Linked DNA regions of Homo sapiens: region 1 is linked to region 2. The links are chromatin contacts, found by Hi-C in ENCODE. All regions are on one chromosome and are shown on one strand. The core of a region is the stretch at or near the end of the contact, and the rest is flanking DNA. Distances in the headings are between cores, read along the strand shown. Region 1 holds the start of CORO1B (coronin 1B). Region 2 holds the start of ZDHHC24 (zDHHC palmitoyltransferase 24).

The links. Hi-C counts contacts between places; a loop is a spot of excess contacts on that map.
Region 1: a loop to region 2 is called in a map of heart right ventricle, with 5 times the contacts of the local background. The contact joins the promoter of CORO1B here to the promoter of ZDHHC24 in region 2. A Hi-C loop is called at or near these places in 1 of 168 maps with a recorded cell type or tissue (heart right ventricle).

What each region holds. Positions count from the first base shown.
Region 1 is chr11:67,441,306-67,444,808 of GRCh38, forward strand. It overlaps CORO1B (coronin 1B), which reads right to left and starts at 2,171. Exons shown (of 11, transcript NM_020441.3): 1 at 2,099-2,171; 2 at 1,123-1,325; 3 at 661-783; 4 at 428-557; 5 at 28-209. The coding sequence starts at 1,323. RefSeq lists enhancers at 108-187, 387-1,226, 2,067-2,906, 2,567-2,666 and silencers at 2,087-2,136, 2,177-2,436.
Region 2 is chr11:66,544,309-66,547,878 of GRCh38, forward strand. ZDHHC24 (zDHHC palmitoyltransferase 24) reads right to left here and starts at 1,740. Exons shown (of 3, transcript NM_207340.3): 1 at 1,415-1,740. The coding sequence starts at 1,695. ACTN3 (actinin alpha 3) reads left to right here and starts at 2,595. Exons shown (of 21, transcript NM_001104.4): 1 at 2,595-2,776. The coding sequence starts at 2,630. RefSeq lists enhancers at 905-1,014, 2,163-2,222, 2,293-2,342 and silencers at 1,493-1,732, 1,913-2,042.

The DNA of each region.
Region 1 (3,503 bases), core at 921-3,420, 900 kb after region 2:
CCATCCTTGCCCTCCAGAGCCACGTACTGCCACCAGGGTGCCCCGACGGGGGTCGATGATGCGCACGCTCTTGTCCTTGCATGCTGAGCAAAACAGGCTGCCATTGTGGTTCCAGCTGACATTGTAGATGAGGTCAGGGTGCAGGCTGTCCAGGCGGTACAGCTCCTCCGCTGTGCCCACATTCCAGATGAGTACCACGTTGTCGCAGCCTGGCAGGTGAGGGTTGTCAGCTCGGGCCGGGTGGGTGGCAGGAGGCCATTAGCTCACCAGGCTGAGGCCCACTCTGCCCACCACCCTGGGACAGACGGGTCTCTCCAACTCTGAGGGCCTCAGCTTTCCCATTTGTCATGTGGGCCCTGGAGGGGCTGCTGGGATGTATGGAGGGGTCCGTGGGGGGGGGGAGCACAAAACGGGGGGCGGTGCAGACCTGCACTGAGCAGCACGTTTCGGGCCGTGGGGTGCCAGGCGATGATGCCCACTCGCTTGGTGTGCCCCTCCAGTACCACCACCGGCTCTGTCAGCGGGGAGGTCAGCCCGTTCTCTGGGATCTGCCACACCTGTGGTAGGGACAGGGCCACCGAGCTCAGTCCTCTGCTGGTCCTATTGCTGGCCCCCTTCGGCCACACCCACGACCCTGGCCCAGCCAGTCCTGTGCCTCACCATGACCGTGCAGTCCTCCGAGCCGCTGGCTATGACTTCGTCGTTGTGAGGACACCAGTCGATGTCCAGGACAGGTCCCGTGTGCCCACACACCGTCGGGTAGGCCTTGTCAATGCGGCCCGTCTGTGGGCACGAGGGGGCAGTCAGTGGGCTCCATCCCTCCCGAAGCCTTGGTCTTCCCCTCCATGGAGTGGGAATGACATGCACGTCCCGGCTCACAGGTGGCCCAGATGTGACTGTGCCCCACTTGCCAGGTGAGCAGGAAATGTTTGCTGCCTCTAACCCTGCCTCTATGGCAACAGGCTACTTTCCATCTGTGCTAACACTTGGGGCGATAAATCTGGGTTATAACACCTGCCCAGCAGTGTGAGAAACGGCAAGATGAGGGATTCAAGGTGTGCAGAAAGGCCCAGTAGGGGTGGCCGAGGTGCCTCCTCTTCCCCCAACCCTGACAGGACCCACCTTGCTTAGGGGGAGCACCAGAAAGGCACCCCCTCCACTGGCCTCCACAATCACCGCCAGGAACTTGGGGTTGACGGCGCAGAAGGTGCTGTCCCAGGTAACACGGGACACGCGAATGTCCTCATAGCACTGGTCGTTCTTGACCGGCTGCCCGAACACATGCCGGAATTTGCTCTGCCGGACCACTTTGCGGAAGGACATGTCTGCGGGACAGAGAGGCCTGGGTCAGTCCGGCCCATCCCAACAACTCCAGCCCTCCCCAGGCTGCTGAAGGTGAGCCGGGAGGATGCAACCGGGGGCCAGGCCACCGTAACCCTCCTGGGTCTCGGTTTACCCAGTTACAGAATGGGGTCACAGGTGCAGAGCCTGGCCGCCTGTCACCCCGCAGGCAGTGATCTGAGAGGTAAATGCTCCGGCCCTGACCACTGCTGAGTCCTGAGGGGCTTTGCAGGACGCAGGGCCCCTCCCTGGCTCTGGTGTGTGTCGGGGGCAGGAGGTGGGAGGTGCCGGGGTTGGAGAGCTCTCAGCTCTACTGTAGGTCCCAGCCAGTCGGGAGCAGCCTCCTTCCTGCTCCCAGAGATTTGGAGGCTAGGTAATGGGGAAGAAGGAGAGAGGAAGCAGGAAAAGTCTCTCTACTGTGGGGCCGAGTGAGTGCCCAGTTCTGAGTCCCAGGGAATGTCCAGGGAGCCCCGGCATGGCCCCCAGGAAGGGACGGGGTCGGGACGCAGCTGTGGGCCGCGAAGCAACCCAGAGCGGCCTCGAATCGGGGTCCAGGGTGAACCAGGAGCCCAACTTCCAGGGACCTCCGCCCAGGAGAGGAGAGGCTGGGCGGCCAAGGGGAGTGGGACTGAGTGGGGTAGAGGGGAGGCGAAAGGCTCCTGGGACCCGCGATCCCCCCTCAGCCCCCTCAGCCCGGCCCCTGCAGCCCCGCCCAGCCCCCAGCCCGCGCCCCTAGCCCCGGCCCTGCCGCGCTCACCGGGGGCACCGGGGGCGCAGGGGGCTGCGGCACCGGCTTCGGGCGGCTCCGGATCCCGGCCTCTGGGAAGCAGGAAGCAGGATTCAGGAAGTGACAGAGGGACCCGGAGCGGGGGCGGGGCAGGGGCTCGCGGGGGCGGGGCCGAGGTCACGCGCGGAGGGGCTGGGCGGGAGGCTGAGCGGCGCCGGGGGGCCGGGAGCGGGGCCGCCGGGGACGGGGCCAGAGAGAGCCCCTTTCCTAGGACCCGGTGGAGCGCCCCCACCGCAGCTCCTCCGGAAGAAGGGGGCGGGGCGGGGCAGGGCCGACGGCGGCCGCCGCAGAGGCGCCGCAGGTGCGGGTGCAGCCTTACAGCGGACCCGAGGCCCCTTCGCGTTCTTGCTCCTCATAATGGCATCCGCAGGAGTCTCCAGGATTGGGTGAGGCCCCGCCTTCCCGGCCCCCGACGGAACGCACACCTCCAAGGGGCCCCATTACCGCCCCCAACAAATAAATGTAGAATCTACACGGACAGTGGATATGTTCACGTGACTCTTTTTAAGTTATCAAAGTTAATGCTCTTTTTTTTTTTTTTTTTTTTTTTTTGAGACGGAGTTTTTGTCACCCAGGCTGGAGTGCAGTGGCGCGATCTCGGCCCACTGCAACCTCCGCCCTCCCAGGTTCAAGAAATTCACCCCAGTAGCTGGGACTACAGGCTTATACTACCACGCCCGGCTAATTTTTTGTATGTTTAGTAGAGACGGGGTTTCACCATGTTAGCCAGGATGGTCTCGATTTCCCGACCTCGTGATCCGCCCGCCTCGGCCTCCCAAAGTGCTGGGATTACAGGCGTGAGACACCATGCCCGGCCTAAATTTCATGCTCTTGGTTAACAATGTAAAGAAAACAACAGCAGGTGTTGGGGTGGTTTTTTTTTTTTTTTTTGAGGCAAGGTCTGTCACTACCGGGCTAGAATGTAGTGCCATGATCATGGCTCACTACAGGCTCGACCTCCTAGGCTCAAGGGATCCTCCTGCCTCAGCCTCCCAAGTAGCTGGGACTACAGACACACACCACCACGCCTGGCTAATTTTTCTTTTACTTTTTGTAGAGATGGGGTCTCTTGCTCTGTCGCCCAGGCTGGTGTGTTTTTTGTTTTGTTTTGAGATGGAGTCTCGCTCTGTCTCCCAGCCTATAGTGCAATGGCGCGATCTCGGCTCACTGCAACTTCTGCCTCCCGTGTTCAAGCAATTCTCCTGCCTCAGCCTCCCAATTCGCTGGGATTACAGGTGCCTGCTACCATACCCTGCTATTTTTTTTGTATTTTTAGTAGAGATAGGGTTTCACCATGTTGGCCAGGCTGCTCTTGAACTCCCGGGCTCAAGCAATCCTCCTGCCTTAGCCTCCCAGAGTGCTGGGATTACAGTTG
Region 2 (3,570 bases), core at 490-2,989:
CCTCTTGACTGGTCTCCGATTCCACCTTTGCCCCACCTCGTACGGTCTCACCCCAGCAACCAAACTGACCCTCCTCTGCTTAAAACCCTCCTGTGGTTCTCCAATTTATTTCTAGTAAAAAGCAAAGCCTTCAGTGTCCTACAACATCCTTCTATCTGTGACATCTCTTCCCCTCTCTTACTGCACTCCAGCCACACTGGCCTTCTTGCTGTTCTGGGAACATACATGCTGGGTACACAACTGCCTCAGAGCCTTTGCACCACTTGTTACCTCTGCCTGGAACACCTTTCCCTCAGATTCCCACATGGCTAACCGCCCCCCACGCCCTCCAAGTTTTTTGCTCAAATGCCTCCTTCTCTATGAGGTCTACCTTGACCACACATTTATGTATATTATTTTAAAAATTAATTAAAAAAAATTTTTAGGGACAGAGTCTCGCTACATTACCCAGGCTGGAGTGTAGTGGTTGTTCACAGGTGTGATCATAGCACACTACAGCCTCAGTCTCAGCAAAAGCCTCTGCCTGGCATAAAATGTGTGTGTAGAGCCTGTACCTGGTGTAATTTTTTTTTCTAATTATAAATTGACAAATTCCAGTTGTATATACTTATGGGATACCAAGTGATGTTATGATTTATCAGTACAGCTTGGAATAAATCAAGCTAATTAGGATAGCCATTACCTCAAACACTCATATTTTTGTGATGAGAATTTACCACCTGTTTATTTATGTATTTATTTATTTGAGACGGAGGGAGTCTTGCTCTGTCACCCAGGCTGGAGTGCAGTGGCTCGATCTCGGCTCACTGCAACCTCCGCCTCCCAGGTTCAAACAATTCTCTTGCCTCAGCCTCCCCAGTAGCTGAGATTACAGGCACGTGCCGCCATGCCCGACTAATTTTTTTATATTTTTAGTAGAGACGGGGTTTCACCACGTTGGCTAGGCTGGTAAACTTCTGACCTTAAGTGATCCGCCGGCCTCGGCCTCCCAAAGTGCTGGGATTACAGATGTGAGCCAACGCACCCGGCCTAACCACCTATTTAATATTGAAACTTGCAACCCCTTTACCCTGCTCTACTTCTTGTTTCCAAACTACTATCACCTTCTAGCATTCTATATGATTTGCTTATTATTCCTCTAGTTTCTCATCTGCACCCCCCTCAAATCAGGAATTTGTTCTATTGTACCCTTCGTCCCTGTAACAAAACCTTGCACCTAGTAGGCTCCCAATAAGTATTTGCGAGTAAATAAATAACACTCAATTCTAGCTCTTCCATCCCAGGTTCTAAAAAAATGTCTGATTCTAACAACCTGGATCCTAATGTAACCCGGTTCTAACATCTCAGGTCTTGGGGCCCCTCCCCCCTGTCCAAGGCTCCCACTTCTCCCCGCCCGATCCCGCACCCCACTCACGCCCAGCCCTGGCCCAGACCGCGGCCGGCCAGCATCACGCCACGGATGCTGGGATCCGAGCGCAGGAAGAGCCCCACGTTGCCCAGCAGGTTGAGCAGCTGGAAGGCGGCCAGCGCCAGCTGCAAGGCCCGGGCCAGGGGTCCCAGCGGCGGCGGCCCGGGACCGAGCACCAGCACGTAAGCCAGCTCCAGGCCCACGGCCGCGGCCCACAGCGCGGTGAGCACGAGAGGCAGCTGCGCGGGCGCCCCGTCCGTGCTCCCAGCCGCCCAGGGCTGCCCCATGGCCTGGACACCCAGCTGTCGGAGCCGGAGGACTAGGCCGCTTCCGTATTGGGGCGGAGATAGCGGCAGACGGACGTCTGCTACGGCCAATAGAAGCTCGGAAGGGGGTGCGGCGAGCGCTCAGACTCTCAGGGAACGGCCGGCCCACGCGGCGAGTTGATCTGGCCAACGGACCAGCAGTGGAGGCGCTCGGAATCCCGCGGCGCTGGAGCCCGGATAACGCCGCGGAGTGATTGACCCGCCCACCCTGGAGGCTCCTCCCATCCCGTCGGAGCCCCGCCCGCTGGCGCGGGGGCCAGGAGTGCCCGGGGGATTGAGTTGCAGCCGGGGTGGTGTCGGGGTTTCCCGGCTCAGCACATTCTCCCCTACTCCCCACAGCCGCCCCGATATTAATAGCCCTGCCGCAGCCCATCCAGCTGGCTCAGAGCCGTTCCCCATGCCCGGGTGTCTCCATCACCCCAGAAAACATGCAAAACAGCTCGGCGCCTCTGTGTTCCTGACTGTGAAATGGGGATAGGGCTCTGTGTCCCACCAGCGAGGTGCTGGAAGAGGCTCACGAGGAGCTCCAGAGGGCAGCCTCTAGAGCGGCCCGCGGCCACTATTATTATCGGCCTTTCTATTGTGGAGAGGAGTAAACAGACTCAGAGAGGTCCCGTGGATTTCTCAAGGTCACACAGCGCCCCAGCAGCGGAGCAGGAATGCAAACCCAGGATCTCCGCCGCGAGATCCACCCCGGCGCCCCCGAGTCCCGCAGTTCCCGGCTTCAGGACAACCCCTTGCCAGGTCCAACCCGAGCTCCTTCACCCCCATCCGGCCCCTCCCTCCTCCCCCATATTTAGTGCGAATTCGATCTGGGGCTGGGCTGGGCCCTACTTAATGGGGCCCGGGTGTCCGAGAGCGTGCCGAGCGGAGCGAAGCCAGGAGCCCGATCGAGATGATGATGGTTATGCAGCCCGAGGGTCTGGGGGCCGGGGAGGGGCGCTTTGCGGGCGGCGGCGGGGGCGGCGAGTACATGGAACAGGAGGAGGACTGGGACCGCGACCTGCTGCTGGACCCGGCCTGGGAGAAGCAGCAGCGGAAAGTGAGTGCTCGCCCATTTCCTGACAGCAAAACCGAGGCCTGAGAGGCCGGGCTGTTTGTCCTGGGCATCTCAGCAGTGCAGGGGCAGAGCTTGTCTTTAACCTAGAGTGCTAATCCCCAGCCCAGGCTCTGCCCATCAGCTGCCTGCTGTCCCCAGGGCTGGAGGAGAGGGCTGGGAGCCCTCAAGAGGGGTTTAAAATGACAAGAGAGTTTCTGGGCTCCCCACCCCCACCAGGGTTCATTCCCCTGGGCCCACTGCCCCACTTCTGCTGCTGAAAACAGGCTGGGCAAACCCCAGGAGATCCAAGTTAGGGGGGGTTCAGAAAGAAGAATCTTCTTCTAGTTAAATATTCCCAGACCCCACCCTGAAGGCTTGCAGTCAGGCAACTAGTGGACTTGGGAGTGTGGGGGTAGTGAGAAGGGTCCTCTCAGACCCCACCCCACCTCGTCTCCAGGGTGGGGTCCATAGTCGCTGTATCTCATTTAACAATTGAAGAAACTGAAGCCCAGAAAGAGCACAGACAGGCCCCACATCACAGACTGTCAGACATCAGGACCCCCGCAACCTGAGGATCTTTACCCTTTTCCCTACCCCCATTCTTTCCCAAGATACCCCAGGCATGGGGCCCTGAGTCTGCTGAAAAGGCCATAGGTCGGGGAGGAGGGGAGACCTGGGTCCCCTTACGCTGTAACCTGACTCTCCAGCCAGATGGACACTTAGTGCTGAGGCAGCACCTCGGGGGCGCCAAAGAGGGGCACAGGGGCAGCTGCTACCCAGGCCCAGCCCGTTGGGCA